Regions from separate parts of the Homo sapiens genome. Here regions 2, 3, 4 and 5 are each linked to region 1. Evidence: chromatin contacts called from ENCODE Hi-C or POLR2A ChIA-PET data. All regions are on one chromosome and are shown on one strand. The core of a region is the stretch at or near the end of the contact, and the rest is flanking DNA. Distances in the headings are between cores, read along the strand shown.

Region 1 (5,613 bases), core at 1,711-4,210:
GTATCTGTAAGAACACCAGTAAGGGAACCGATAATGACACTGCATTTCGGAAGCCCTTTCACAAGATGGCTGGGGAGATGATTTATCATATTTATTTATTCCAATTTGTCAGCTAATGGTGGGGCCTGTATCAGGGCTGCACGCACTGGTGCTTGGCTCTGGTTTCAATGCCTCTGCCTTGCTCGCCTTTACCCCCGGCTTCTCCTCCTTTCCCAGAGGGTCCAGCTGCATCAGGTGACAATCCCTCTGCAACTGTGCAACCTGGAGGGACAGGGCAGTTTGCAGTTGGGCAACGGCCAGATGATATCATGCAGTTTCACTTCAGTTTCCCCAAAGTGAACTGGGTCAAGTGTATTGAGGGAAAAAGGCCATAAGTGGCTCAATACCAGACTGCATCCCTGGAAGCAGAAAGCATGACTCATGGGTAAGACAGAGACCCCACAGCAGGCTGGTCAACCAGTGTGCTGAGCCCTCACATACACCAAGCCTAGCAAGGCTCTGCATAAGTCCCAGTTTCCTCATCTGTGAAATGGACACAGGCCCTTTTGGAAAAGGCATTTGCCTTCTTACCTACAGAATGTATCTGCAAAGGGATTAACACTTAGAGCAAGCCTAGTCTATAGGGTTGTCTGTGTCCTGGGAACTTTACCCTTCTGAGTATCTTCTTAGTGCTAGTTTGAATTTGCCTCATTACACTGTTATTTCAGAACTCATAGAAAAGCCTGGCTTTTGTACTCACAGCAAGACGGAGTAATAGGAATGGAATAGAATTAGCAAGTACTAGCACAGTAATCACTAGCACATGATCGGGTGAGAGGTGATAGGGTTTGGGGGTCATCTTCCCTGAGTATAATGGGGTGTTCAATGGGTAGGTGGAGCACTGCCTTAAGGAAACTAGAGAAGCAGGTGTATTGGTTATCTATTCTCTGGTTCTGTTATCTGTTTGACAAGTAGCCCCTAAATTTTGTAACTTAAAATAATTATTCTCTAACGGTTTCTGTGAATTGGGAATTCAGGAGCAGCTTTGTTGGTGGTTCTGGCCCAAAGTCTCACATGAGGTCACAATCAAATGTCGGCCAGATACAGTCTTATGAAGGCTTGCCTGGACCCTGGGATCTGCTTCCAAGGTGGCTCCTGACCCTTCGTGGACAGCTCTGGTTCCTCCCCAGGGAACCTCCCACAAGGCTGCTGGGGCTGATGGCAAGGTGGCTGGTTTCCCCAGGGGGATGGGTCCAAGGGCACAAGACAGAAGCCGCGACATCTCCCATGACCTCACCTCAGAGGTTGTACATTGTCACGTCAGCTGCATGCTACTGTGGTCACACAGGTCACCCCGAGTGAATGTGAGAGCAAACTGCTCAAGGGTATGGCTTCAAGGTGAGGATGAGTGGGGACTACCTTGAAGCTGTCTACCATAGCGGAGAAGGTGCTATTTGGAAATGCAGGAAAACTGGATTTGAGGATGGGATTGTTGCAGGGGAAGGACAGGGAATAGCAGACAGATATCAAAACAGAAGCTTGGGGACCAAAGCCTAAACCATGGGCCAACTTACTCAAACTGGATCATGGATTATGAATCCATGCACAGGAGACTCATGACCTTAAGGAAACCTGCAAGGGAGGTGACATGACTCAGGCTGCAATACTAGCTTGACTCCTGTCACTTCACTGCAGAGGAATTTGTGAGCCAGGCAGGATCCTAATGTGCATCTCTGGGCCTGCTTTCTCCAGGCTGACTGATAGAAGCTGTGGCTTGATGCTGAGTTCACCATCAGGGCTGAGGCTGCTCAGGAGCTTCCTTTTCCAAGCCCAGATAGGTCTTAGAGGTAGGTAGAGTGGCCGTCCATGCAGGGAGAGCCCAGAGGCTGGAGAGCTAGCTAGGCTCTGGTTGCGTCTGTTTTGTGGCTAGGTGGTTGGTTTCGCCTTGTGTCCTTAGGAGGTCCAGGGCTGCCCACGGCCACCATTGGTTTTCAACTGTGTGAACAGACACAATGCCCCAGACCAGGGAAGAGAACACTGCGAGTGTGCAAGCAAACTCATAACCAGCACCCCAATGTGCCTTTGTTTGCCCTCTCCCCCTTGGCACATAGAACCAATCTAAAAAATTGCTCCCTTACACTTCTATCAAAATCTCAAATTTTCAAAGTCCTATCAAGAATATTATCCCATAAGCCAAGGCTAGAGATGAGTTTTCGTAATAACTTCACCAGACAAAAGAGAAAACTGAAGCTACAAGAGGCAAGACCTACCCAGAACCATTTGGCTGAGCCCAGCACTCTGCCCATGGTCCATGCACCCCTTGACCCTGACATCAGCAAAGCAGTCCCCATCACCAAAGTGCTATGTGCCATGTGCCCCTGGGAAGAAGAACCAATCTGAGATTGCAAACAATGGGAAAGGACCTCAACTCTTGTGAGGCAGCTCTAAGAACTTTCAGCCCTAGACCTGTACATTTTTTGTGATTTTTTAAAAATGTAACTCACCATGCTATACACATCCTTAGCACACATCCCGTACACAAGCTCACTCTGCTCCTGGCATTGAGCACCCAGGGTCTCTTTAGGGGACTCCCTTTTTCTCCCCTGAACGGGCCACTCTTTACCATCAAAATGAATTGCCTATCATCTGTACTCGGCTTTTTAGCAGTCACAAATACAGGGTGGGGAATTTATTGGATACCAGGTGTCCTATTAGCCAAAGTCCTTTCCAGCTCATGCTGCTGAATGAGCCAGGTCATGACCCCAACCAGGCACTCTGGTTAGAGCTCAGTGTAGACAGATGTGCACACACTGCTGGGCACAGAAGGTTTGGGAGTGTAGACAGAGGAAGTGAGTCCTGTCAACTGGGGCGGCTCCTGCACTGAGCAGTGAGGGCTGTGAGTGAGAACTCTCTGATGCTTCCTCTCTATGTAAGGCCCGTGAGCTTTATGACTTCCTTCTGGCTTGGTTGTAAGCGAAAATCACCTCAAAAGGGGCGTGGGTAAGAGCTACTAGCCTTCTTGGAATGCCTACTATGTGCCAGACATGAAAGCAGATGCTTTTTTCAAATACTTCTGTCGGATGAACTTTCTTATTATTGTGGTACAGATGAGGAGGCAAAATCATTTGTCTAAGACCCCACTGTTTCAGCTGCAAGCTTTCGTGGCTCCTCAGTTTGCATTTTTTCCTCACTGCAGTATCACTTTGTGAAGGAGGTCTGAAGTCTTCAAATGAAAATAGAGTTTTCTCCTTATGTAAGTATAGCAATCAAATGTTCTGGAAAGAACACTGTGCCCAGCCAAATTGCTCTAGATGTTCAGGGCAGGAGAGGGGCGGATATCCTGGTGGTGATGACCACATAACAAGAAGAGACAATGTGTGCTTAAGGTACCAGCATCTCAGGGTGGTCTAGTATTTCTCAGAGAATGGTCTGAGAGTTGGCCTCTCGTGGTATAGGTAAATTTTTAAGTATTTATGAAAATGCTTATATGTCTGGTTTCAGCCTGATTTAGTAATTTGCTTGTATAATCTCTATGTCTATTCTTGGTGGTCCAAAGGGCCCAGATTAAGAATTTTATAAACATCCTGCTGTGTTTAGTGTGTTATACCTCGGAGTATCTATTTCGCTAACCCAGATGGTGCCGTTACCACACACATATCCTGCAAGGGGAGGGAATTGTATTAACAAGTATAACCAGCAAAACCACAGCATTTCACTTTAGCAAAAGGGGCCGAAACAGGAAGCAGGTAAATTCCCTGCTCCCACACATCTACCATTCTCTCCTCCCTTCTATGAACTTAGAGTCTCTGGTTTTGTGGCCACTGAACTTGTCTCCACCTCTAGGGGCCAAATTGGGCACTGGGGGGAATTCACAAGCTTTATATTTAGCTCAAAATCACCTGGGCTATATGTGGGCTCATCACTTCCTTAAAGGTGGAAGAAGTTATAATTTCTTTTTTCTCTCTTCTCTTTCTCTCTCTCCATCTTTTCTCTTCTTTTCCTCTGTCATTTTCCCCTTCTCCTTCCAAGCATTATAGTCTTCCTTGGACCGCTTTTTCCGAATTGGCTTCCACTGGCCCATTCCAGAGTACAATTACTAGTACTGTACTACATTTCCAATAGTCAATAAGAAAGCAGAAGTGGCCACATTGGCTTCCCCTAAAAGCAGCATCAAATTTCAAGTACTTTCTTATATTACCGCCGCTCATTCCACCACCCTCTATAAGCACACAACTCACTGCTGAGCACATCATAAATGCTAAAAAGTAGTGAATAAATCAACGAATTAAATAATTCTTTTATTCTAATTTTTTTTGTACAGCAAGCCATTGTGAATAAGATGGTTCTTTTATCCCCAAAGAGGTTGCCTATTGACTGAAAGCCTAAGCACAGCTTCTGAGAGTCACAATGAGATCACATCTCTACTGTACTGAAAATCTTTTCAGGCACCAGAGAGAAAGGCCTGAGTGTGATTCTCCTTCCCTGGTTCTGAGTGAGAAGGTCATTAGCTCACTAGGTACTGGCAATTTCAAGAATTGCCAAAATGACAGTGATGTGATAAGAACAACTATCCTGTTGGGTCTTTGTGTAGTATTTTTCCTTTGAAAACAGCTTTATGCTAATTATCCCATATGAAACACAAAAAAAAAGGAAGTGTGAGGTCAATGTGGCTAAGATTTATGTCCGTTTTGCAGACGTGGATCTGAGATATCTCGTGATTTGCTGGTGGTTGCACAGGTAGTGGAAGAGCTGGGGTGGAAGGGTTTCTTCCTGAGCAGGTGGCTGTTCCTCCCAGAAGTCCTGCCTACCTGCCTTTCTCTTGCTGACAGCCATATCACCCACTTTGTTTAAGGGTCAAAACTGTCTCAGGTTGTTCTCACTGCTACACACCCACTAGCGCCATGACAAATTACAGATGCCATGGCAACATCAGGAAGTTACCCTGTATGATCTAAAATGGGGAGGAACCCTCAGTTCTGGGAATTGTCCACCTCTTTCCTGGAAGACTTGTGAATAATCCATTCCTTGTTTAGCCTATAATCAGGAAACAACCATAAAAACGGGCAACCAGAAGCCCTCAGGGCTACTCTGCCTATGGAGTAGCCATTGTTTATTCCTTTACTTTCTTAACAAACTTGCTTTCACTTAAGAAAAAAAAAAAAACTTTCTCCAGTAAAAATTTATGTTCACACCTAAAATTTGTAAACCAATGTGCATAGCATCTTTATTCATGATGGTTAAACACTGGAAACAATCCAGATGTCCATCAATAGACGAGTGGATAAGCAAAATGTATAATCCGTGCAATGGAATATTATCGGGCTGTCAAAAGGTATGAAGAGCTGACACATGCTGCAACATGGCAAAACCCTGAAAACATTATTTTAAGTGAAAGAAGCCAGTCACAAAAGCCCACATTATGTATTATTCCGTTTAGACGAAAAGCCAGATTAGGCAAATGTATATAGATGCAAAGTAGATTAGTGGTTGCCCAGCGTGGGGAGTTGATGAGGGTATTGGAAACTGATGGCTAATGGGTACGGATTTCTTTTAGGGGTGATAATAATGTTTTAAAATTTTTGATGGTGGCACAACTCTGTGAATATACAAAATCTCACTGGGTTGTATAATATA
Region 2 (5,613 bases), core at 1,076-3,575, 960 kb before region 1:
AGGCCACACCTAAGACCACTTAAATCACAATCTCTGTGGGTAGAACTCAGGCACTAGTATATTTTGAAGCTGCCCAGGTCATCCCAATGTTCAGGCAAGTTTGGGGACCAGTGCCCTAAAGAGAGTGAGAAAAGAAGAAACTTTGAAACTGAAACAGAGACTTGTGATTTAGGGATTTGGTGTATTGCAGAAAGCTTAAACATCAGGCTAGTTGTAAGACATCTTGTCTATTTTTTTTCCAAGAGGCTTTCTTGCTTTCTACTTTCTAAACACTTCTTCACACTGCCCCAAGCTAAAAAGCTTAAATATCAAAAGTTTAAAAATAAGGCCTAATAGTCTCATTATAGTCAATTTACTCCTCTTAAGACTGTCCAAATTCATACATTTCCAAACCAAATGAAACATACGCACACCCTCATCCCCTGTACACCTGGCTTGCCTCTATTATCTTACAGACTGATGATATCTGTTGGCTCTCTGAAGAAAATACCAGTCTTCGTTCTTTATGATTATGGTGTTGTGCATTAATAGCCATATACATCTTTAAGTTCAGAGGGCTCTTTGGGAGGTTGGAGGGGAGTGGAGAGAGAGACCGTGAATGAGCACAAGAGTGAGCACTAGCTAGCTCACAGTTGGTTTACTGAATGTTTTTCTGCCACCTAATGGGCATTTTAGAATATGCTATGCAAAATTCATCTTTGTAATCGGTACATGTCACACAGAGGGGTCTCAATAGTGAACAGTTTGGAATCAACTTATTTACAAAAACCTTGGGAACATTGCCAGCTTCACACCTAGATGTCGGTATTTTGTAAGTGATCTTCTTTTGGCTTTGGTTTAATTTTTTTTTTCTTTTTTTTGAGACACGGTCTTGCTTTTGCCCAGGCTGGAGTGGTGCAGTGGTGCAACCTCGACCTCCCACAGGCACGTGCCACACGCCCAGCCTTTTTTTTTTTTTTTTTGCAGTTTTTGTAGAGACGGAGTCTCCCTATATTGCCCAGGCTGGTCTTGAACTTCTGGACTCAAGCGATCCTCCTGCCTCAGCCTCCCAAAGTGCTGGGATTACAGGCATGAGCCACTGCGCCCGGCTCAGTTTAATTCTTGGGAGCACCTCTACCTTTTGTTTCTTAAAAACCCCAAATACAGACTATGAAGGATAGTTCCTAAGTATATAATGTAATTAACAGGCCATATAATCTCTCTGACCTTTTAAATATTGTATTACCCCAGGGCTCAGTGATTGGACCTCTTCTCTTTCCTATCTGCTTTCTTGATGATCTCCTTTGGCCCTGTGGCTTTCAATACTATCCACACACAGATGATTGTAACATTTATATTCTCCAGGTCAGACTTTTTCCCTGAGTCTCACAGATCCAACTACCTGCTTGACATCTCTTCTTAGTTGTCTAATGGACATCTCAATCCTAATTTGTCTAAATCTTTGCTCATGCTTTCAGTGCAACTCTCCCTCCATCCCCCCAACACACACATACTCACACATTTACCTCTACTCTTCTGGCAGCCTTCTCATCTCAATAAATGGCAACTCTGTTCTTCCAGTTGCTCAGGCCAACAACACTAAAGTCATTCTTGGTTCTTCTTTAATCACACCTCACATCAAATCTGCCAGGAAATTGTCTTGGATATTTCTGGAATCATACTTTTCATTACTCCACTGCTACCACCCTGGTCTATCATCTCTCACCCTTGCCGTCGTCTCTCACCTAGATTATTGCAGCAGCCTCCTAATTGGCCCCCTCCAGTCTACGCTCGAAAAGGAGCCAGAATTGTTAAATCCTAAGTGAGACCATGTCATGTCTTTGCTTAAAACTCTCCAGTGGGTTCCCGTCTCACCTAGAGTAAAAGCCAAACTCCTCATAATGGCCTACAAGGCTGTATACCTAACCCCTACGAGCTTTCTGACGCCATCTTGTACTACTCTCCCACCACTGACATCACTCTAACCCCACGGGCCTTCTTCCTGCAATTCCCTGACCACACAGGTCCGCCCTCTCTCTCTGCAGAGAGCTCTCTGCTGGCTGCTCTATTAGTCTTTCTTTCCTTAGACTGTTTCCTTGCTCATTTCCAGTCTTTAACTCAAATGGAGACTACACTGAGCTCCGCTTTCAAGGCAACCTCCCATTGCCTTCACCACCACCCTCTGCATCTTACCTCCTGTTTCATTTTTTCTCCTTAGCACTTACCAACACTGAACACTCCATATTCCACCTGTCTCTGTCTTCCCTTTCCTCCCTGTCCTGCCCCTTGGCAGAGGGGGAGGGTTTTACCTGTTATGTTCACTGCTGTATCTTCTGCCCCTATGATGCCTTACACGTAGCTGGAACTCAGTATTTGTTTAACAAATGAATCATACATTTAGTTAAGGTTAATGGGTGGGAGGAGTTATATAACAGATTGGAAAAATAAGAACAGACTTGTAACTGTCTTTATTTCCTGCTTTAGAAATTACTATCTTCATTTAATATTTTTCTGATTACATCTATCTACTAATCATTTCAATTAGCTCCTTCACTGAAACACAGCATTGTAATCTGTACCAAGAAAATAACACACTAGTTCTACATCTTGGCATTTAACTTCAATAAGTAAATATACTATTTTAAGTATGTAACACTTAAACATTTTCTAGAGCTCTTTCCATTTTCATTTATCTAGAAAATGTTTTCAAATGGACTGTTAAAATTCAGCTAAGAACTGATGTTGGGTCATTACGCTGGAGCTAATTAGCATTGCTTGCCTGGAGCTGCTGGTCCCCCTTCCTGCTTCCACCTTTCCTTTTTTCTGAGGTGGTTGAAAGGTCAAACCCCTGGTGAGAGGAGAGAACCAAAGCCCCACTGCGTGCCTCAGATGCAGAGTTTCACAGCGTGGTATTCACTGGGTATTCACCGACATTTCTCTAGGCCCCTTCACCTGAAGGAACTGGCCTGCTCCAATCAGTGACTTGCAGTGTGTGTGTCAGGGGCAAGGATAGAGTGAGGAAAAATGTGAAATAACAAATCACTGCCGCTCCTTGAGAATTACAGGAGCATCACCTGGCAGGATTTTTGTATCCTTATTTTCAGTATTAAACCACATACATGCACCCCACTGCCTGCATGCCTGTCCATGCCTGTCCCACTGTGGTGTTTCACAGCATTTTTTACATCATGGCAGATAGAGAAAATTAGTTGTTTGGAATTCTGGAGGCGACCAGCCTGGGAGCTCCAGCCACCTTAAGTGCTGCCCAGCTAGACACCCAGAAGGCTTCGATCAATAGCTTGAGACAAACTACTTGAGAAGCTCTGCATTAGAGAAGCAAATTCAAGTCTTGACATTTTCTCAGGGGAGTGCTCTGAAAGTGACTATATAAGCTTCTACCGACCTCAAGCAAATCACAGGCATTAGATACATTAAATTGCTGAAGTGATAGCTCTGGCTTTTTGGATATGCACAATCAAATATAGTTTTCTGTTTTATAATTTGTCAACTCCCCTTCCAGATTAACTATTTTGATCCCTTTATTACTATAACATTCTTAAATATTTAAATTTTAAGCAAATTATTCAAATGTCAAATAAAATCTTTAGATACAAACTTATGGTAACCCAAAGTGACATTCCAAGTTTATTTTACACACATTAAGAGATAAGAAACCCAGTATTTTCTAAAGCATGAGTACTCTAATTCTGAAAGAATTCTGAATATGGTATTATTTCTGCATGCATTTATACAACGCTAAAAGTGCTGCCTCAAGTTTGCAAGGAATAGAGTTTTCTACAGATTATTGTACAGCGATAATGATACACTCTTTAGCTTAGCGTACCATAGTACAAATACTGTATCATGTTGGCTATTACTAAGCACGAGACATAAACAGGCCAATCAAAATCCTTTGAGATTAAGAAGTGATAGGTGCCAATAAACATAAGTAGAAACTGAACAAGGAGCGTTGAATATTTAATGAACCCATGAAGCATAAAACAATTGATGCAAATGTTTGTCATTTTATTTTTTTTGAGACAGGGCCTCACTGTGTCGCCCAGGCTGGAGTGCAGTGGCATGACTGTGGTTCACTGCACGTGCCACCATACCCAGCTAATTTTTTATTTTTTACAGAGACAGGGTTTCACCACGTTGTCCAGGCTGGTCTCAACTCCTGGGCTCAAGCAATCTTCCTGCCCAAGCCTCCTAAAATGCTAGGATTATAGGCGTAAGCCACCATGCCTGGTTATCTGTCATTTTAAAACATTACTGTGAAGAATAATTTTGCACTGTTTTAACTGCTACTGGCTTAGTAAGTATAAAAATATTTGTCGAAAAACAAAAGATCTCAATGAAATTGTAAGTAAAATTACTTTTATTTTCATAAATAAAAAGACAACCCATTATACACTTTTAGTTGAAGTAACATGTTAGTTGTCACTGCCTAGTATGAAATCCATGTAATAGTTAACAAACAGTTACACCTCTCTATAACCTTCATGCAACTTCTATACATTTGATAATTCCCCAAAATTTCCAACATTTCAAAAAACATTATATATAATGGGATACTTTAGTCACAAAGTGTCACCTTTGCTGAGTCAACAAAATATTTATATGCTCATGTCAAAGATGCCTACTGATGTAAAGTAATACCAGTATTGCTGCATTTTACAGAAGCACTGAGCATATTACATTTTCCATTTCGTATATGGTAGTATCATCCCCAAAAATGTCAATGTGAAAATTTAGTAAGTAGATTAATAAGCACAAGTACCTAAAAGAAACAGGTCCCACAGCCACAGAGTAGAGAGCTGGCATCAAGTACTGTTTAAAGTTTTGTCAGTAAGTGGCACACAACAAACAGACAAGTGATTCTGTAATAAAGACAACATAAAATACAGGGAGATTTAATAAGTGTTTTTTCCATAGATATTGAAATAAAATTAAATGTCTGTTTAGTTATTACTCCACTTATTCTGGAAACTGCAGCTTCCAATATCAATATTATACTGCAAGCAGTATTTAGTACTTCTGTATGTTAAGAAAAAAACCTCACTGAATTTATGTACCTTTTTTTAAGGAGTGTAAACTATGATATATGATTTAAGTAATCACTTATTTGAATGCAATATTGATTCAGATAGGCATAATCTATTCATTTTTCATAATGAAATGTATATTCCTATTTCAACACTTTATGCAGATTTTACTTATTTCTTACAGGGCTGCTGTGTGGATTCAATGGCTTATCTATGTAAGTGTCCAGCACAGTATCTGGCACATAGTAAGCTTTTAGTGTATGCTACTTATTTATATTAAGTGAGTCAATCTGTCACTTATAATAGAAAAACTATCTAATGCCTCAGGAGAATAATCAAAAGATAAACCTACAGATGTGTGACTTCTGTTAAAGTATTATGCATCCACTATTTCCCAAATTACTAAACTAATTGTTTAAAATGTTACAATCTATTTTTAAGATCATATTTGTTCTCTATGTTTTTGCTATGGCCTTTGGCCTAAACCAATACAATTCTGACAGGACATTATCAGAAAACCACATAAAAACAATGTACACTGAAATCAGGTAACAAAGGCATCTTACTATAACTTCTTTAATAAAGAAGT
Region 3 (5,613 bases), core at 2,030-4,529, 880 kb before region 1:
AAGGGATCCACATAATAGGATTACCACATAGATTTTAAAGCAATTGTGCCTTACAAATTGAAGGAAGTACAAGTCAAGATTACACATTTCAGCAGAGGATTAGAAACTATAAAAGTGAAAAATAGTGAAACCAAAAAGAACTCAATGATTTTAGCAGATTAGACAACTGAGGTGAGATTTTTAGCACATTGGAAGATAGGTCAGAAGAAAACATCCAGAATGAAGCATATTCAGAATGTAGGAGGCATTGGGCGAGGGGTAGGGGTGGGAGATCCTAGTATGTTGAATTGGATTCTCAGGACAAGTGAGAATAAGATAGAATTAATATGTGAAAAAAGAGGCTCCAAACTCAAGAGATGTTTATAACCTCAAGCAGTATAAATGCAAAAGAAAAAGCAGGAGGGTAGGGTGGAAGGGTGATGACAAAACCCTACATGTAGGCACCTCCCAAGAAAACTGCTGAAAAACCAAAAAGAAAATGACGAAAGGCAGCTAGGGCAGGCATAAAACATTTGAAAAAAGAGAAAAGAGAAAATAAGAATGATAATAGATTCCTCAAAGAAACTTTAAAACTAGAGGATAACTGGTTATCTTTAAAGTGCTGATACTAAACAACTATCGAAATTCCAGAACCAGCAGAAAGATCCTTTTAAAATGGAGTCAAACTAAAGACATTTTCATACAAAAGTAAACTCACTGAACCTGCATTAAAGTATATTCTTTGGCCGGGCGCGGTGGCTCACACCTGTAATCCCAGCACTTTGGGAGGCCGAGGCGGGTGGATCACGAGGTCAGGAGATTGAGACCATCCTGGCTAACACAGGTGAAACCCCATCTCTACTAAAAATACAAAAAAAATTAGCCGGGCATGGTGGCGGGCGCCTGTAGTCCCAGCTACTCGGGAGACTGAGGCAGGAGAATGGCATGAACCTGGGAGGCGGAGCTTGCAGTAAGCTGAGACCACGCCACTGCACTCCAGCCTGGGCGGCAGAGTGAGACTCTGTCTCAAAAAAAAAAAAAAAAAAAAAAAAGGGAAAGAAAGTCTGGAGATACGTGATTAGCTAGGGGACTGGCATAAAAGATGACAAGGGCCTGAATTAACACAGTGACTTTAGGGGTGGACAGTAGAGTACAAACCACACATGGAGACTGAATGAATTTTGGGGAAGTTGAATAAAACACTGCCACATCAATGGGTTAACTGTATCACGAAGAAAAACAGTTGCCATTTACGTAATTCACATTACTATTGGAGGCAGAGAAGTGCTCTTTTTTAAAAAGTAATGAAATGAGGAATGTCTCTCTGAAGCAGGACAGGCATTTATTTAGAGCTGGCCTGAACAAAACCTGGAAAATCTAAACTGGCTGCCTGGTGAGCAAAGAATTAGAGAAAAAGTTAATGGTATGGTTTCAATATTTAATGGCATACAGCAGTAGCAGTCTAAGCATTTAAAAAAGTTAAATTTGCTTAGCAAGAGAGGCCTCCTCACACACTGCCATATACACCAAAGAGTAAAACATAAGAGCAAACACAAATAGCAACTGCCACAGATAACCTATTTTTAGAGAATTCAGATGTTTTTGTGGACAAAAAACTTGAACTATAAAAATATACCTCTCAAAAGGTACCTCGCTCGAAATTTGAGATATGTATTTCAGAGGATTATTATCTAAATATACACACCAAATAGTTCTACATTCAAAACTCCTAATATCTTTGCCACAATTATGTTTAGTTTGAATATTTTACTCTGTGAAGTCCAAAACTAAATGTACCTTCAATAAGTAAATTTTCCTTTTTTGAAGTTTTTATTCTACTAAAACACGTCATACAAATCCCTCAGACTGTTTAAAGGAAATTACATAATTGACCACAAAGAAAGGAAAGTGAAACAAGTGGCGGAGCCACAGACAAGGCATGGCCAGATCTTCAAAAGAGAAGCACTCCCACAGCAGCGACCGTCAGTACCAGTACACTGCTCCCCCTTAAGTGAGTTACAGGCAACAGTTTTTGACTACTGGTTAGAAAGGAAAGAAAAATGCAGCTTATGAGAAACAAAGCAGAAAGAAAGAAAGACAAATTTATACTAATTACAGATGCAAAAGAGTACAATCCTGAAAAACGATAACATTATCTATATTAGTACACATTTATTTACTGACATGACAATACAGTTAACAGTAAATGATGATAATCTTACTTTTGCAAAGCCATCTCCTTCTGCTGATAGAGCTCATTCAGAATCTCCACTTTCTGCCTCAAGGTTTTGCATTCATCTTCCAGTCCAGCTTTGGCAGCTTGTAGTGAGTTGCGGTCATCTTCCAATTTCTTTACCTGGTCTGTAAAGGATAAAACATTTGAGTTCCATATGTGTGCACAAGAACTTGAGAACTTGGTTGGGGGCTGGTGCTGAGAGAAATGAGAAGTATGAAAGCAGGAAGCCGCTCTTTATCTTTCTAATGCAATTTTGTATCTTTCCAATATATAGCAATTTCTTCTCAAGAAGCAACCTACCTTCCAGGTTACATTTAGTGGACACGGAGGCTCTTAGCTTAAGCTGTAAAAGCTTTAGATCCTCTTCAACTACCGATATTGCAGTCTGTGTCTAAAAATTGCAGAAGAGACAAGTATTCATAAAAGTGAGGCATAGTAAAAGTATTCACAGGCAATTATGGGACTCTAAAAACGATTATACCCGAGAGACATCCATCATCTGCTTAATTTGATTTTTCATCTTCTCATTCCGGTCACCTAAAAAACAAAAGGCTTTCTTTCATTGCTTTTTCTTCCCTTGCTTTTTAAATCTATATTTTCTTGATTTACCCAAAACTAAACAATTGTCATGTTCAAACATTTAAAGAACAAACAAAAACAGAAAAGGATTAGACTGACTTTTAAGAGAACTGCAAACTTAAGACTGAAAAAGTGAATTCCCATTTGTACAATAAACATGTTATACATGCCATTATTGAGCAAGAAGAAACATGTGAGATAAAGCTCTTTCTTCCATCTGGGCTTAGTGTCTTATTCAGAAAGATTCCCTCCTATTCTCCTCCAGAATCTACTACCAGGTGTGGTTTAAAACACCCACTACACAAGCAATATCCAACTTGAGAGAGGGCATCTAGAAACATTTTCCTCATCAGTAAACACTGCAACACTATAGCCTCCACTCTCATGGCCTTAGTTTATGGATCCAACCACCTCAGTACTCTCAAAACCAGTTGTGGTTTTCTTTCATGGCCTTAGTCAGTTTATGCCTCCAACCACCTCAGTACTCTTAAAACCAGTTGTGGGCCTTAAAACCACACAGCTACTGAGATGACAAGTTTTAAAATGTTATCTCCATGAAATTGAAAAACAAGTTTCTACTACTGTATGTGTCCAATACTTAGAGGTGTAAGACATGACCAGTGCAGCTCCCGTGCACCCTTCTAGTCTCAATGTGAAAACAAAGTCAGTGTTCACTGCATGCTTACTGCTACACCTCACCCTAGCAATCCACCTCTGCCCAATGCAAACAGACACACATTCAAATCCAATGTATTTACACCTCGAAAGCTTAAGAGGAAATGCAGCCAGCTGAAAAGTAGCACTGGTGCACTTAAAGACAGGAAGGCAAAAGGGGTCCATCCTCCTTGAGGCTGATCTTACCTCCCACTTCTCCATTTGCTAATTCATCTGAATCATTTCCACCTTTATTTTGACCCTCAGATTCAGATTCACACTCTAACAGATTCAACTGTGTAATGCAGTTAGTCAAAGCCTAGAAAAGAAGTAAAAGGGCATTAAGAGTCTTTCCATTTAATTCAACAGATTTGATAATTCACAAGAATTAAGCTTGTATTCATGAACGCACTTACATTAATATTATCATCCTTGTGAGTAAGAGCTACTTCCAAATCTTTCTGAGACTTCTCAAATGATTTGATTTGCTCACTGAGCTCAGCATGTAATTTACTCCAGTCTTCGATTTCCTGCTGCAACTGCAAAGTTAAAACACATGATTCCCACAGGTTAGGGCTTTTGCACTGGAGACATTAGGACCACATGAATGAGACAGGTAAATAAGGAACCATGCCTCTCCTTGGCCTATCACTATGGGCTAAGACCTTGGTTAAGTGGGAGGAGACAGTGGCCCCAACCCTCAGAGCTGTAGTGAGAACATCAGAGCTATCAAGGAAATTGATCTTGTTTATTGCATCCTTCAGAAAATTGTAGCCAATTCAAATAATTCACTTCCAGAAGGAACAGAAGGGCTCATCCTACTATCTCCCAAGTCCACACTCCTGATCATGTAACCTTCCCTTGGCTAGTGAAGCAGTAACTACTCAAAGGAGGGTTATAAAATATCTAACTCTTGGGTCTAAAAAGCCAATCTACTACCCACTCGAGGCTACTCAAGTTAATAGCAATTGGTGTCTGACAAAACAAGACTACACACTCTGATAGCCAAAATAAATTGTACAGAACAGAAAATCCAGAACAGATAGAGAATGTATACCTACACTCAATTTTGGAAGCATAGTTTAAACTTTGCATATCTAAGAACAGAATCCTGCACATATATTACCCTAAAAATAGATCTGAGTAAAGGCATTCATGAGGTATGATACTGAGTTCTCTATTTTACATGACCTGGGACACGCACTTTCCTTTACCTGCTCTTTTTTCTTCTTAAGCCTAGCATTTTCTTCTTGAACCCGATGGCATTCAGACTTCACCTTCTCTTCACTAAGCTTAGCTTCATTAAGTGCAATCTGAACCTAATGCAAAACACTCCTATTAGTGAATTAATTCCAAAGAAAACCAGAAAAAGTTACTTTTCCAACCCAACATCATGTAGTTTTCATTTTTTGCACATTTTAGCATATATCAAATTTTTGCTCTGCAATCAAACTATGATATAGTATTAATATCCTGCAGGAATTACAGTCAGCTTTACCTCTGAAAATTCTGAGGCATTCATTGAAATAACATCCTTTAACTTCTCTATAGATTTCTTGTTTTCTGATATCTGCCATGTAAAAACAGAACACAAAATGCATATTAGGATTTTAGTAGAAACACTGGGATACATACTAAGAAGAAGAAACATCAACAAAGTATGTCCCAGAGCCATCCCCTATGTTTCAGGTAAAAGCAGGTGTTTCAGTTTTGCCCTCGGGAAAAATCAAGAACTTAAAGAGGTAAGGGAAAATAATCAAAGGCATAAATATTTCACAGCATACACAACCTTCCTGGTTAGAATAAAATGTGGTAGATGACCAGACTAAAAGGTGAAAGAAAAGAAACTGAAAAAACTTTTAAGTAAACCAGTTCAAATCAATGTGACTTTTTTTTTTCTTGTGGCAAGAGAAAAAAATAATCCCCAAGGTACTTTAATTTAGTACAATTTGACAATTGTTTTGTCAAACACCAATTGCTCTTGCCTAAATTAAAAATGGTAGGATTGGAGTGAGAATAGACAGATCACCCATATAGAATTCTAGATAATTTATGAAGATTCTGGCTCCTCAAGAGGATGGAGCATAACCCTTCACTTTTTAACTGTGGGCTGCGATAGTAACTTCCTTCCAAAGAGTACAATAATGCAAAAAGTTTAAAAAAAA
Region 4 (5,613 bases), core at 1,207-3,706, 710 kb after region 1:
CCTCATAGTCTCCCAGTGAGTGCAGTATCCTGGAAATTTGGAGTCTGACAAACCATAACAGCTAAAGTTTGATCATGGAAGCACAGCCACCACAAGTGATATGAAATAAATGGTTTACTGAAGAGGTTAGACTCGACAGCATTGTGGGAACTTATAAAGAAGCCTATGGGAGGCTGTTGCCTTTGCATCTGGCAGTAGCCTTGAAGTCACTAGAGGTCAAGAAGGCTGGCAATCAGGAAGACAAGCTGGACATGAACAGAGAGACAAGACAAACTAAAACCCACATCTGTATCTCATGGCCTCCAACCTCAACAATATAGATAACTTGCAGAAGAGACTGGTGTCCTTTGCCGTGAAGCTGCACAAGGTTCCTGCCATGGCTCAGGACTCAAAGAACTGAAAGGAAGAGATCTGCTGAAAACTAGAGAAGCTGTGGACCCAGCCATTGCCCCACACCAACGAGGTGAACCAGCAGATAAGTGATGACGTGTAAGTTGACACTGTCATGGTGCCTGGCATCCATATGTCCATCCTCTGAGCATAACAGCTGCTGCTTCACTTCTACCTTCCATATCTCATGCAAATTTTTCTTGTGTCCAACTCCAACCAGGGCCCACACAAGGGAGGGGATTTGGGTATGCTGAACCTCTGGCAGGGAACAAAATCTCCCCATAGCGTCAGGCCTGTTTCCCTGTTCTGGCGTTATCTGGCTGGGGGAATTTGGCAGAGTATTCAATCTCTGCAAAACTCTGTTTCTTCATCCATAAGGTTAACATTTATTAAATCATTTGAAAAGCAAATGTGCCAAGTGTTTATTGTATACAAGTGAACCCAAATTGCTACTCATTCTGCTTATATTCTTGTTGATAACAACATCTTCACTGGGACGTTGTTGTTTGGATTTAATAAGAAGGTAAAAAAGAATCTAGCATATAGGAAAAGCTCAATATATGTTATTAACCCTGTGTGCATGCTCATGACATGTTCATTTTTAGAGTAAGCCAACCTTTGGTGCATCTAATGAGTCAACCTTCCCTTGGAGCTTCCTATGCATGAACCTGAAGAACTACCATCAGGGGCAACCAACTCATGATTGTATTCCCAATGCCATTTGCAGTCATTCCCAGATTTTTAAGGAAATGTCTCACTATGCTGTCTTACCATAGGCAATATAGATAGCCTTGGCTCTCCTCTCTTTAGATTCGTACTCAGAGAACTATCTGCTAGTGAAAAGGAAAAGAGTGCAATCTACCAGGCAAAATAGAAAGTTAAGGTATGGAAGGTGCTCACTTTCCAAACAGCTGCTACAGTGCTATTATTAATACTGCCATGGTTATTTTCACGTAGGATATCTAGCACAGAAGGAAAATCAATCTCCAGCCAGGTCTGGGAGGACTCAGAACAGAGCTTCAAGGAGAGCATAACAAATGCCCCAAACTCCTTCTGCTTACTTCACTTAAAGTCTTATTAGTATCATCATTTCCAACTGGGCAACAACCACATCTGCCTCCCTTCTGCTTTCTCAGCCATCGCCAGTGGCAAGTTGGTGGTTGGATATTTTAGGTGGGTTCTATATGGTGGTTTTCAAAATTTTGTAACCCAAAACTTAGCTCTCCCTTCTGCATGGAACTATTGTGATTTAAAATTAGTAGTCAAGGTAGTTCCTCAATTAAGGAGTATTTGGAACAGGGAAAGTCTGCCTGAATAATGTCTGATTCTATACTTTCACGTGAATGTACTCCAACATGTACATCCATAGGTAATTCTGTATTATGGGGGTTATTAAAAAATATAAAGTTTGAAGATATCTTCGAGTCATTTTACCTGCTAGAACAATACTTGTCTAGTATCAGTTAACTGGTCACAAAGGAGAGGTCTTGTCTTACTCTCAACAGTCTCTGATGGTGTCATTTGAACACTGACACATGCAGATATTTTCTCTCTTTCTTTCTCATATGTGGTCTTGTTGAAACTCCACAATAACTGCGTTTGGAATCTACAGTCATATAAATTTAGATCATCATGGGAGATAATTATACTGTGGAAATGATACGATATTTACATGTCGAAAAGGAGTCATAATTCTTCGAAATAGATGCCTGCTAGCTTTCTTAAGAACTCATTTCACAAATTCAAGTTGAAACAAATGAATACATGTTCCTCTTTTTGCTTCCTCTTTTGAGCAATTTTATGATTGAAAAAAAAAGACACATTACCACAATGGAAAATACCTCATTTTTCCATTAAAATGTGCTCTTTTTAAACAGCTATCCCCCCACCCACTTCCCTGTTTATTGGGTTAAAAGGAGCCATTTCTAGGAGACCAAGCCAAAGTCTCAGCAAGGAGGTGGAAAGCTAGGTGCTTGGAAGGCTAGTCTGTTACCTACCCTACACTACAATGACTGTGGCAGCATCAACAACAGCACCAAACCAGCCAGCTGGAAAGTGAGAACAAATCATTCTAGTGACTGACAGTTTGGTCCCCTCTGTGTCCCAGGAGAGGCCAGGCTGATTTTCACCCACAGCGGGAGGCACTGGTTCAATCAGGTCTTCTTGCAGCTAGTGGATCCAGAATCAGAATGTTCTTATACAAATACCACTTTGTGTCCTGAAAAAGAGAGATTCCACATGGACCCAAACTACAGGTGTTTGTACAAGAACATTCTGTGGAATCTCTCTTTTTGAGGATGCAAAGTGCTATTTGTATAAAATGGCTTCATTTCACCAGCAATTTTGATTTCATTTTTCAGCCTAATTTGGGTAAAAAAAATGAAACCAAAATTGCTAATGAAATAAAAACCAATGTTTCATGGGTTGAATTTTTAACTTTTTGTATTAGCCCAACAGCGTCCATCTCTTCTAGTTAAATATCGACTTCTCTCCAGGTAGATATTCTAAAGACAAATGGAAAATTCAAACAAGTATGCTGACCTATAAAATGATGTCGACAAATAGTTTAAAGGGTTGACCAAATACTTTGCTCCTTAACTTGATTCTCTCCTTTTTAGTTAGACAGTTACAGTGTCATCAGAGAGAAAATAAGGAAACTAAAGATTGTTCAGGATTTGGCTCCTCACACTAATTTTATTCTCATGAGTTAAGATTTCCTTGATTCAAAATAGGGCTCTTCCCCTTTTGTTCATCTTTCCACAAGGTTCACACTCTCCTAAGGCCTGGGATTTCTCCTTAGACAGCTTCATCCCTACAATTATCTCAGGATCTGTGCAGATTCTCCACACATGGTGTTATTCATAGCATGCAGATGGGGTATTCCTATTCCTAATAATTTAGGTTAGAAAAGTACATTATGGATAAAATACAGCAATCTCTTAATGATCTCTTCTACATGGATAGCAAGCAGAAGTGCTCATGAATTCTAGGTAATTTAAGTTTATACATATCAGAAAATATTACCAAAAGCTTCCAACCATTTCTCTCTTCTCTCTCTCTCTACATACATTCTCATTCTCTCTCTCTCTCCCTCCCTCAAAAAGTATCTCTGCAGCATTTCACACAAGAAATTAATTAAATCCCATTGATTCTTTCTGGGAAATATGCTACTGAGCAGGAACATCCACTTAAGATGAAAAATACTAAAGGTGAGGAAGAGAAGCAAAAGTTTAGGATAATCTTCATGCTGGATTATAACTTAAATCCTGAATAACCTGGATTTGGCTGAACTTCACTCTTTTTTATGTTGTTTTCTTTTTTCAAATAAACTTCAAGGCATGAGATCGTGGTACTAAAATAGAAATACAGTGGAATCATGTTATTGCAAAAATTTGGCAAAGCTACTGGTGAAATCATGTCCCCTGAAACATAACAATGACATACAGTAAAAGCACAATTCATTTCAATGTGCCCATAAAGAGAGTGTTAGCTGTTCCTCAGAGTCTACACTGTAAAAGGGTTTCAGCATATTTAGTGAACCAACATTCAACTCAGTAATTCTTATCTTGCCAATAGCATATGTGGTATGTTAAAATCCACCTCTCAGTAAATTGCCGTGTGGCATATAAAATGTATTAAAAGTACACGAAGCAAAGTTGTTCTAAGGGTCTGCATTTCATTTTGATGTCTGATCATCGGTGTATTATTTTCCTGTTCTATTATTGTTATTATTTAATTTGTCTATGGTGCTTGATCTTGATGGGGAGAGGAGAAAGAGAACTAGTGGGTGGGATTTTTTTTGACATGTATCAAAGGGGTGATAGACAAAAATAGAGCTGAGATTGTTAAGCCTCAACACACCATGCCTTCTGACACCAAGATTTGTCCATGCCACCAGATTGCTGGGATTTTGCCTCCTGCTCACAATCTAATTACCAGGCTCCAAACACAAATGTGCTAGCATCCCACACAGAACATTAAGTTGATGCTGCTGAGCCAGCCTGCACTGAGGCACAGGGTGACAGGAGTTTCCAGGTTTCTTTCACTGCTTGCTTCCAGTTACATGGTTCCATAGCCCCAACCTCTGCTGGCACAACCAGATTCCTTCCACTGAGCACCATATCATTTCACTCCAGTTAGGTGCAAAGGAATATATCTGAGAACGTGTGAGAAGCCCACAGATTTTCCAAGCCTGTGTTTAAAGCATTTGTGAAGACAAAAAGAAGTGAGATGGCTTACATGTTCCATTCAGTGACATGAATTATCTACGGTGATGGAGGGCCTGTTCCAGGAGGGAGAGGGGAGTGAAGTTGAGGCACTGGCCACTTCCTGCTCTTGATGTCGCTGGTCCTGAGACTTCTGAGCTGGTGACTTGTCCCATTCCTGTGTGCGAGGTCCACAAATAAGCTGACATCAAAGATTGTTACAGTGAGAAGTAGACGGGCAGCTCAGTTTAGGATGAGGAGTGGAGAGAGAAGAAAGGAAGTCATTTCCATATAACAGTTGTTTAAAGGAAATTTAAAGCAGATGCTTCCAAGACTGGACACTAGACAGAAACTAGGCCTTTGGGGAGGCTAATAAAATTCAAGTGATGAAGGTCTTCTTTGGGGAAAAGCTGTGTTTTTCATAGGCCCTATGTGAGACCACAAGAGTCAAAGAATTCACTGGAAATATGAAACTGATTTGCATCATTTCTATGAAGAGGCAGACAAAATGTATGGCAATTTAAATATTTTGTCTTTCAACCACTTAAGATGATACGTCACTGGACACAGTCTGGCATTCAGAGTGTCTTAAGAGAAAAAAGAATGTTCCTAGAAGGTGAATGTACTAAGTCCAGAAATCATAAGACCCAGAAGACACTTGAGGCAAGGAATTTTAAAAGTCAGAATGCACGTGCTAATGCCTTTCCTAGGATCCAACTAGAAAACCTCATTTCCCTTCTTGAATATAACCTTTTCAAGTTTTATTTCTCCAAAATGAAATCTTACTTCCTTCCCAATTTGCTTCTCTCCTGAGTTCAGCAAAATTTGTCTTAGCATGAAGACTACCCAGAAAATTTACCCAGGAGAAACAGATTTATATAAAAGATGATCTTATATTTCATCATGGATAATCCTGTGTCATTCATTCATCACTAAGCAATTAACCCCTATGTACCATATAATATGTTCCATGATACTATCAATGGCCTTCTTTCTCTTCTTGGTAGTTGGGAGTTTT
Region 5 (5,613 bases), core at 834-3,333, 680 kb before region 1:
ATTACCACTCTCAAGTTCAAAGTCCCACAGATCTCTAGAGCAGGGGCATAATGCAGCTAAGCTGTCTGATAAGGCATAGCAAAGGTTACCTTTACTCATTCCCAATAAGTTCCTCATTTCCATCTGAGACATCTTCAGGCTGGACTTCACTGTCCACGTCACTGTCAGCATTTTAATCACAACCATTAAACAACTCTCTAGGATGTTCCAAACCTTCCCTCAACTTCCTGTCTTCTAGCCCTCCACATTCTTCCAACCTCTGCCTATTTCCCAGTTTCAAAGTTGCTTTCACATTTTTGGGTATCTTTATAGCAATATCCTACTCCTGGTACCAATTTTCTGTATTAGGCTATTCTCATATTGCCACAAACAAACACCCAAGATTGGGTAATTTATAAAGAAAAGAGGTTTAATTGGCTCATGGTTCCACAGACTGTACAGGAAGCACAATGCTGGCATCTGCTTGGCTTCTGGGAAGACCTCAGGAAACTTACAATTATGGCAGAAGGCAAATGGGGAGCAGATATGTCTTCACGGTAGGAGCAGGAGCAAAAGAGAAAGAGAAGGGAGGTGCCACATACTTTTAAACAACCAGATCTCATGAGAACTCAGTATCTTGAGGACAGTACCAAGGGGGAAATCTGCCCCCATGATCCAATCCCACCTCACACCAGGCCCCACCTCCAACATTGGGGATTACATGAGATTTGGGTGGGGACACAGATCCAAACCATGGCAAAAAGCTACCCAAGTGATTTTAATGTGCAGCCAGAGTTGAGTACCATTGCTCTGACAAAATTTTTTATCTTATATATGAACAAGAAGAGACTTCAAGAGCTTAAGTAACTGACCCCAAATAAAGGCCATACAGTCAATTACTGGCCAAGACTCTGGCCCGCTCTATTCCCCTATTGGAAAACCTCCACAGCAGTCACACTTTGGGTCAATTTCTTACAGAGGATAGCTACAGTCTTTATGTCTTTAAATCTAAATCTAGATATATTATTTGAATAGTGCTAGCATACTCTGGCAGAACTTTTGAGAGTGAGGACTGTTCCAGAACTATCTGTGCTATGTGACCTCAGGATCTGGAGGTGGTGACAGGCTCAGATTTTACAGTCAGGAAAGTCTGGTTTCAAATGGTAGTTCAGCCACTGACAGCTCTGCACCCTTGGCCAAGTTACTTGGCATCTCTGATCTTCAGTTTCCTTGTAATGTGAATGTTTTGTCAACACAGACTGGTTTCTTGGTTGTGAAGACTAAATAAGATAAGGCCATAAAAGTCTCAGCACGTAATTAGTGCCTTTTAGGAAGCCGATGACTTATCCATTAGCTGGTGGTGCAATTTTACCTTTTAAATGATAGCAGTACTAGTAATTATTACTGTTGTTGTTCTTCTTATATTCCATGTATTTGCCTTCCAGATAGGTGGTTCTTAAGCAGAGGTGATTTTGTACCCCCAGGAAACATTTGGCAATGTCTATAGGTATTTTGATTGTTATAACAGGGGTGGAGGTTTGGGGACAGTGGTGGGGTGCCAGTGACACCAGTGGGTAGAGGCCAAGGATACTACTAAATGCTCATAATGCGCAGGCAGCCTCCCAACAACAAAGACCTATCTGACCCGATGGTGCGAAGGTCAAGAGACTCTGCTGTAGATATCTGTAAGTAATTGGGAGCTTGAGGGCCCAGAGCCACTGGGTGGTGACAGGATGATAATTCTCAATTTTTGCTATTGTGTGGCAAGGGGGCAATGTGTTTAGGGGGTTGCAAACAGCTCCATGTCTACTCTCAATCACCACAGAGGAAGGACTTTCCAACTCTTTACATATGAGTTGCTGTGGTAACCGGTAAGTAATAACCCTGGGGTTTATACTCCTTAGAGGTGCTGTGAGGATAATCTTGCACCTAAAGTTTAGAAACACTGGTATCAAAGCCTAAAGAAGACAAGACGATTGCATCAGATCCCACAGGAGGGCTGTCTTTCTCCATGCTTGTGTTTTGGGCCCCTGGGGGTTGCATCAGCCTCCTCACTCATGAGCTCATCATTTATAAATGACAGCCGCCAAAGTCGGGAAGTATGAAACAGTTGCCAAATGGAGAACTTGCTCAGCTTTCTTGCTGGAGCCCTGTGTCTTAACTTACTTATATTAAAAAATAAAAGGAGCACAATTCTGCTAGGCAAGCTCTGCTATGTGAGAAGGGAAGAATACATGCAGAACTTCTCGTTGAGAGCACAGAACATTTTCGTGTCTGTCGAGATCACCGTGGTTGCTGAACGTGGCCGCTGTTGAGCAAGTGGTCAGTAGGTGGCGCTAAGTCATCGCCGAGAGGACGCTCCTGTCCTAGACCTGAGTTACTGTCAGTCTTGGAGCGCGCACACCCCAGAGTGAAAAATATAGTAACAGGAAAGATTTAGTTCTTAAAATAAGTCAGCAGCTCAGCGAAGCAGATACTACCTCGGCAGGTACATTTTCTTTCTTGAACTGATGGAAAAGGGCATTTACTGCCTACAGGCTTCTGGCTACAGAAATCAAACAATCAAAATATTCAATTAAATGAAACCAGCAGCAGGCCTGGCCCCAGAAGAGAATGAGAACCAGCTGGGCTCAGCCCTATGTCTGGGATCCGGTACCGACGTTCCTCTGTACTGACACGTCCGGAGCCAATGTCGAGTCACGAGTCACCCAGGCACGGTTTTCTCTCTCCAGTGAAGGCTTTGGGTGCTGAGATGTGCAGTTGTAACGTGTAGCATGGAGACCATTTTAGTGATCTAGCTGGCTCTTCTTAAATTATGGGAGTCCTGGCCGTACATGTAGGTGAGGACGCCACCTTTCCCACCTACGTGAGAAGGTAGGAGAGTGGAGATCCCTTGAGGCGCTGGAACAGGAGTGTTGTCATGGTGATGGGGCCAGTCACAGGGCTCACCAGTCCCTTTGGCGGAGTCTCTGCCTCAATTGTAAGGGAATTTGGAATCACTGGATCAGATGCAAGTTCACAGTCATGTTGCCACTTTTTTCCACAATCTATAGCCCCCACCGTGAAAGCTCCAGTGGGTCATGCTTTAGAAAGGGGAGGGAGGTAAAGAGTGGGTGGGGGGCTTTGAATCCAATAGTCCTGTATCCCAGCTCTGCCACCAGTGAGCTCTGTGACCTTGCAAATGCCATTTTGCTTAAGCTTCAAAGCTCTCCTCTGTAAAATATGCATAGAATGGGCAGGAGGGCTGCCAATGAGCTGCTTGAAATGAGTTCACATCTCTTGGAAGCAGAGAAAGCTTACAACTAAAGTGGCCAGACAGCCATATGTGATCTTAGAAGAACTGTTGAACCCAGAGAGAGGCCTCGAAAATGGAGATGGGCAAATGCCATTCCCACCATGCGAATCCCTTTCCCATTTTTGCTTGTGGCTGCCCAGACTCGGTCCCTACCCACGCTTAATAAATTCTTACAATTTATTCTCCTGCCCTTCAGCTTGACTTGTAATAATGTAATGATGGCTATCAGGGTTGGAACAGCAAGCACGATACCAGCACTTTAGGAAGATTAGTTTCCTCTATTTAATGCTCATGACTACCTGCAAGGTAAGTGTTGTCACACCGGGTACAGATGAGGAAATGAAGGCAAATCTCTGCGCAAAGTCCTGGGTGGGTGGGCTGGAGAGTTGGGAGCCTGACTCGGGTTTATCTGAGAAAACAAGTGGGCAGGAAACTCAACTGCTCCACATGAGATGCAGAAGTTCTGCCATTTTTTTCTCAGATTATAAAGTGTCAGAGGCTGCTCTGGAAAAAAAAGGTGCAATGAATTCTTGTTCAATCATTAATGGTGCTTCAAAGGACATACAGGCCCATGCACACATCCTTCTATGTAGGTACAGAGAATTATTTTTATCCTGAGTTGCACACATTTATTATGTTATTAATAGCATGGACTCAACTGGGTGTCCCACAGAGTGACTCTTCTAATGACTGGTTAGGAAATTTGACAGCAAGTAAGAGGGCGGTGAGCCTGCTTTCTGGTCTGGGCCTGAGTGACCCCCCATCTTCCTCCATTTGGTTGAGAACAGGCTACAGGTCAGACCTCAGCCACTGGGATACTGAACCAGGGCTTCCTGGACCAGCGCCTCTTTAGGGTTGAACACTCACCTTCCTGCAGTACAAAGCAGTGGGCAGTCTCGAGTGCCCTTCTGAGGTCAGCCTGTTGGGGTGTAAATGGTTCTTGAAATGCATCTGATTTCCAGCTTGTTAGCATCTCATTGTCTCCCTTAGAGTTTCAGCCTCCCTTAGAGTCCTCACACCTTGTCAAGACAGATGCTTCCTGGAACAGGATCTCTGAGCTGTGGAATGGAAAGTACCTTTATCATCTTTGCCTGTCTCCTAACAGGTTTGTCCCTTGTCATTCTATGTCAGTTTCAGGTAGGGTGGCAGGAGAAGGGAATTTGTTGAGAGCCCACCGTGCTTCAGGTACATATTAGGTGCCTTATATACATTATCTCACTTAATACTCAAAACCCCCCTGTCAGGTAGCTGTAATTAGCTCTGACTTAGAAGTTTCTAACCATGCAACTTGCAAATGTTGTACCTGGGATTTAAAGCTCAGATCTGAGCTCTTCCTAGTACATCTTACTCTTGAAATGTGTGCTTTAATACATTTATTTAATCATCTTTTTTGCAAAAAGGACTGTGCTAGGCAATCTAGAGTGAGGCATGGTTCTTGTCCTTAGGGAACTCCAGTACCATTGTGGGAGGAAGATTCACACAGACGGAAGTTAATGAATAATGTGAAGAAATGTCACACATGTCCAGTGAGAAGAAATGATGTGTGCTACAGGACTTCAACTGAGGAAGGGATGCCTGCGTGGTCAGAGGAGGCTCATGGAAAAGGTAGGATATGAATTCGTTTTTGAAACATGAATAAGATTTGGGTGGGGGCAGAGATGGGACACATTACACTTGCAGTGAACCCACCTGGTGTGTTCTGAGAATAGAGCAGCTTCATGATGGGAATAGGGGTGGAAGAGCGATCCCTTTGGGGTGGGAGACTTAATGCCAGGTTCTGGAATTTGGACTTCGTCCTGAAGGCAATGGGGGAACTACCAGCATTTTCTGATTGGGGTGGGGAGTAGGTAATGACTTGAGAAAAGTAGAACTTTTAGAAATACTAATGAGGAAACAAATGGTAGAAAGGATTGGTGAAAAGAGAGACTAGGGAGGAGGGAAAAAGGGAGAAGACTTAGGAAGCTGATCATTTGCCCATCATGTAAGTGCCAAGTAATATGCTAAGAAACTTTGTGTCACCTATAATCTCGTATCCTCAGCCGGTCCTTATGCAACATCTATTATTATCCCAGGTTCGTAAGATGATCATGTGTCACTACCACCCAACAAACCTGTTTTCTCTTCTTCCTGGGAATACAGCTAGACCAAATATTCCAGGCTCTTTAGGTGTGGCCATGGGTATCCCTTCCAGGCCTGGCTTATACAATCTCCCTGGGCAATCTCTCCTCCTCTTCCCCTGTCTGCTGAATGTTGATGAGCAAGGTGACCATTGTGGCTAGCTACTGGGGGCTTGTCTTTGCCCTGCTTCATCCTCTGGATTCCAACAGGGACCCCAGGCC

Evidence for each region. A loop is a pair of places that touch in the nucleus more often than their neighbours do. ChIA-PET counts read pairs that join two places held with the same protein, here RNA polymerase II (POLR2A). Pooled maps may share reads with other maps.
Region 2: a map with no recorded cell type shows a loop between it and region 1 (2.1-fold over the local background). The contact joins the promoter of FAM177B here to the enhancer-like site in region 1. A Hi-C loop is called at or near these places in 4 of 37 single-sample maps with no recorded cell type and 2 of 50 pooled maps.
Region 3: a pooled map shows a loop between it and region 1 (4-fold over the local background). The contact joins two enhancer-like sites. A Hi-C loop is called at or near these places in 1 of 168 maps with a recorded cell type or tissue (naive thymus-derived CD4-positive, alpha-beta T cell), 1 of 37 single-sample maps with no recorded cell type and 7 of 50 pooled maps. POLR2A ChIA-PET finds 5 or more read pairs at or near these places in 2 of 52 experiments (GM12878 and activated CD4-positive, alpha-beta T cell).
Region 4: a map with no recorded cell type shows a loop between it and region 1 (17-fold over the local background). The contact joins two enhancer-like sites. A Hi-C loop is called at or near these places in 4 of 37 single-sample maps with no recorded cell type and 7 of 50 pooled maps.
Region 5: a map with no recorded cell type shows a loop between it and region 1 (14-fold over the local background). The contact joins two enhancer-like sites. A Hi-C loop is called at or near these places in 1 of 168 maps with a recorded cell type or tissue (transverse colon), 8 of 37 single-sample maps with no recorded cell type and 6 of 50 pooled maps.

Annotation. Positions count from the first base shown.
Region 1 is chr1:221,776,023-221,781,635 of GRCh38, reverse strand. No RefSeq gene overlaps it. Among named protein-coding and RNA genes, the nearest start is that of DUSP10, 37 kb to the right of the region's middle. RefSeq lists enhancers at 2,677-2,726, 3,777-3,826, 3,857-3,906, 3,977-4,066. Within about 2 kb of position 2,960, at least 8 of the 41 ENCODE cell types and tissues checked have a DNase peak (open chromatin) inside an H3K27ac peak, as active enhancers do.
Region 2 is chr1:222,733,914-222,739,526 of GRCh38, reverse strand. FAM177B (family with sequence similarity 177 member B) reads right to left here and starts at 2,325. Exons shown (of 6, transcript NM_001394345.1): 1 at 2,205-2,325; 2 at 1,506-1,623. It overlaps BROX (BRO1 domain and CAAX motif containing), which reads right to left. Exons shown (of 13, transcript NM_144695.4): 13 at 4,340-5,613. RefSeq lists a silencer at 563-612 and an enhancer at 2,542-3,083.
Region 3 is chr1:222,651,382-222,656,994 of GRCh38, reverse strand. It overlaps MIA3 (MIA SH3 domain ER export factor 3), which reads right to left. Exons shown (of 28, transcript NM_198551.4): 12 at 4,947-5,018; 13 at 4,663-4,767; 14 at 3,865-3,987; 15 at 3,656-3,767; 16 at 2,697-2,752; 17 at 2,516-2,606; 18 at 2,202-2,340. Among named protein-coding and RNA genes, the nearest start is that of MIA3, 36 kb to the right of the region's middle. RefSeq lists an enhancer at 1,784-2,023. Within about 2 kb of position 3,279, at least 3 of the 41 ENCODE cell types and tissues checked have a DNase peak (open chromatin) inside an H3K27ac peak, as active enhancers do.
Region 4 is chr1:221,066,119-221,071,731 of GRCh38, reverse strand. It overlaps LOC101929750 (a long non-coding RNA gene), which reads right to left. Exons shown (of 7, transcript XR_001738479.2): 3 at 4,630-4,773. Among named protein-coding and RNA genes, the nearest start is that of HLX-AS1, 190 kb to the right of the region's middle. RefSeq lists a silencer at 2,539-2,588. Within about 2 kb of position 2,456, at least 4 of the 41 ENCODE cell types and tissues checked have a DNase peak (open chromatin) inside an H3K27ac peak, as active enhancers do.
Region 5 is chr1:222,452,006-222,457,618 of GRCh38, reverse strand. No RefSeq gene overlaps it. Among named protein-coding and RNA genes, the nearest start is that of TRT-TGT2-1, 10 kb to the left of the region's middle. RefSeq lists an enhancer at 2,185-2,234. Within about 2 kb of position 2,083, at least 10 of the 41 ENCODE cell types and tissues checked have a DNase peak (open chromatin) inside an H3K27ac peak, as active enhancers do.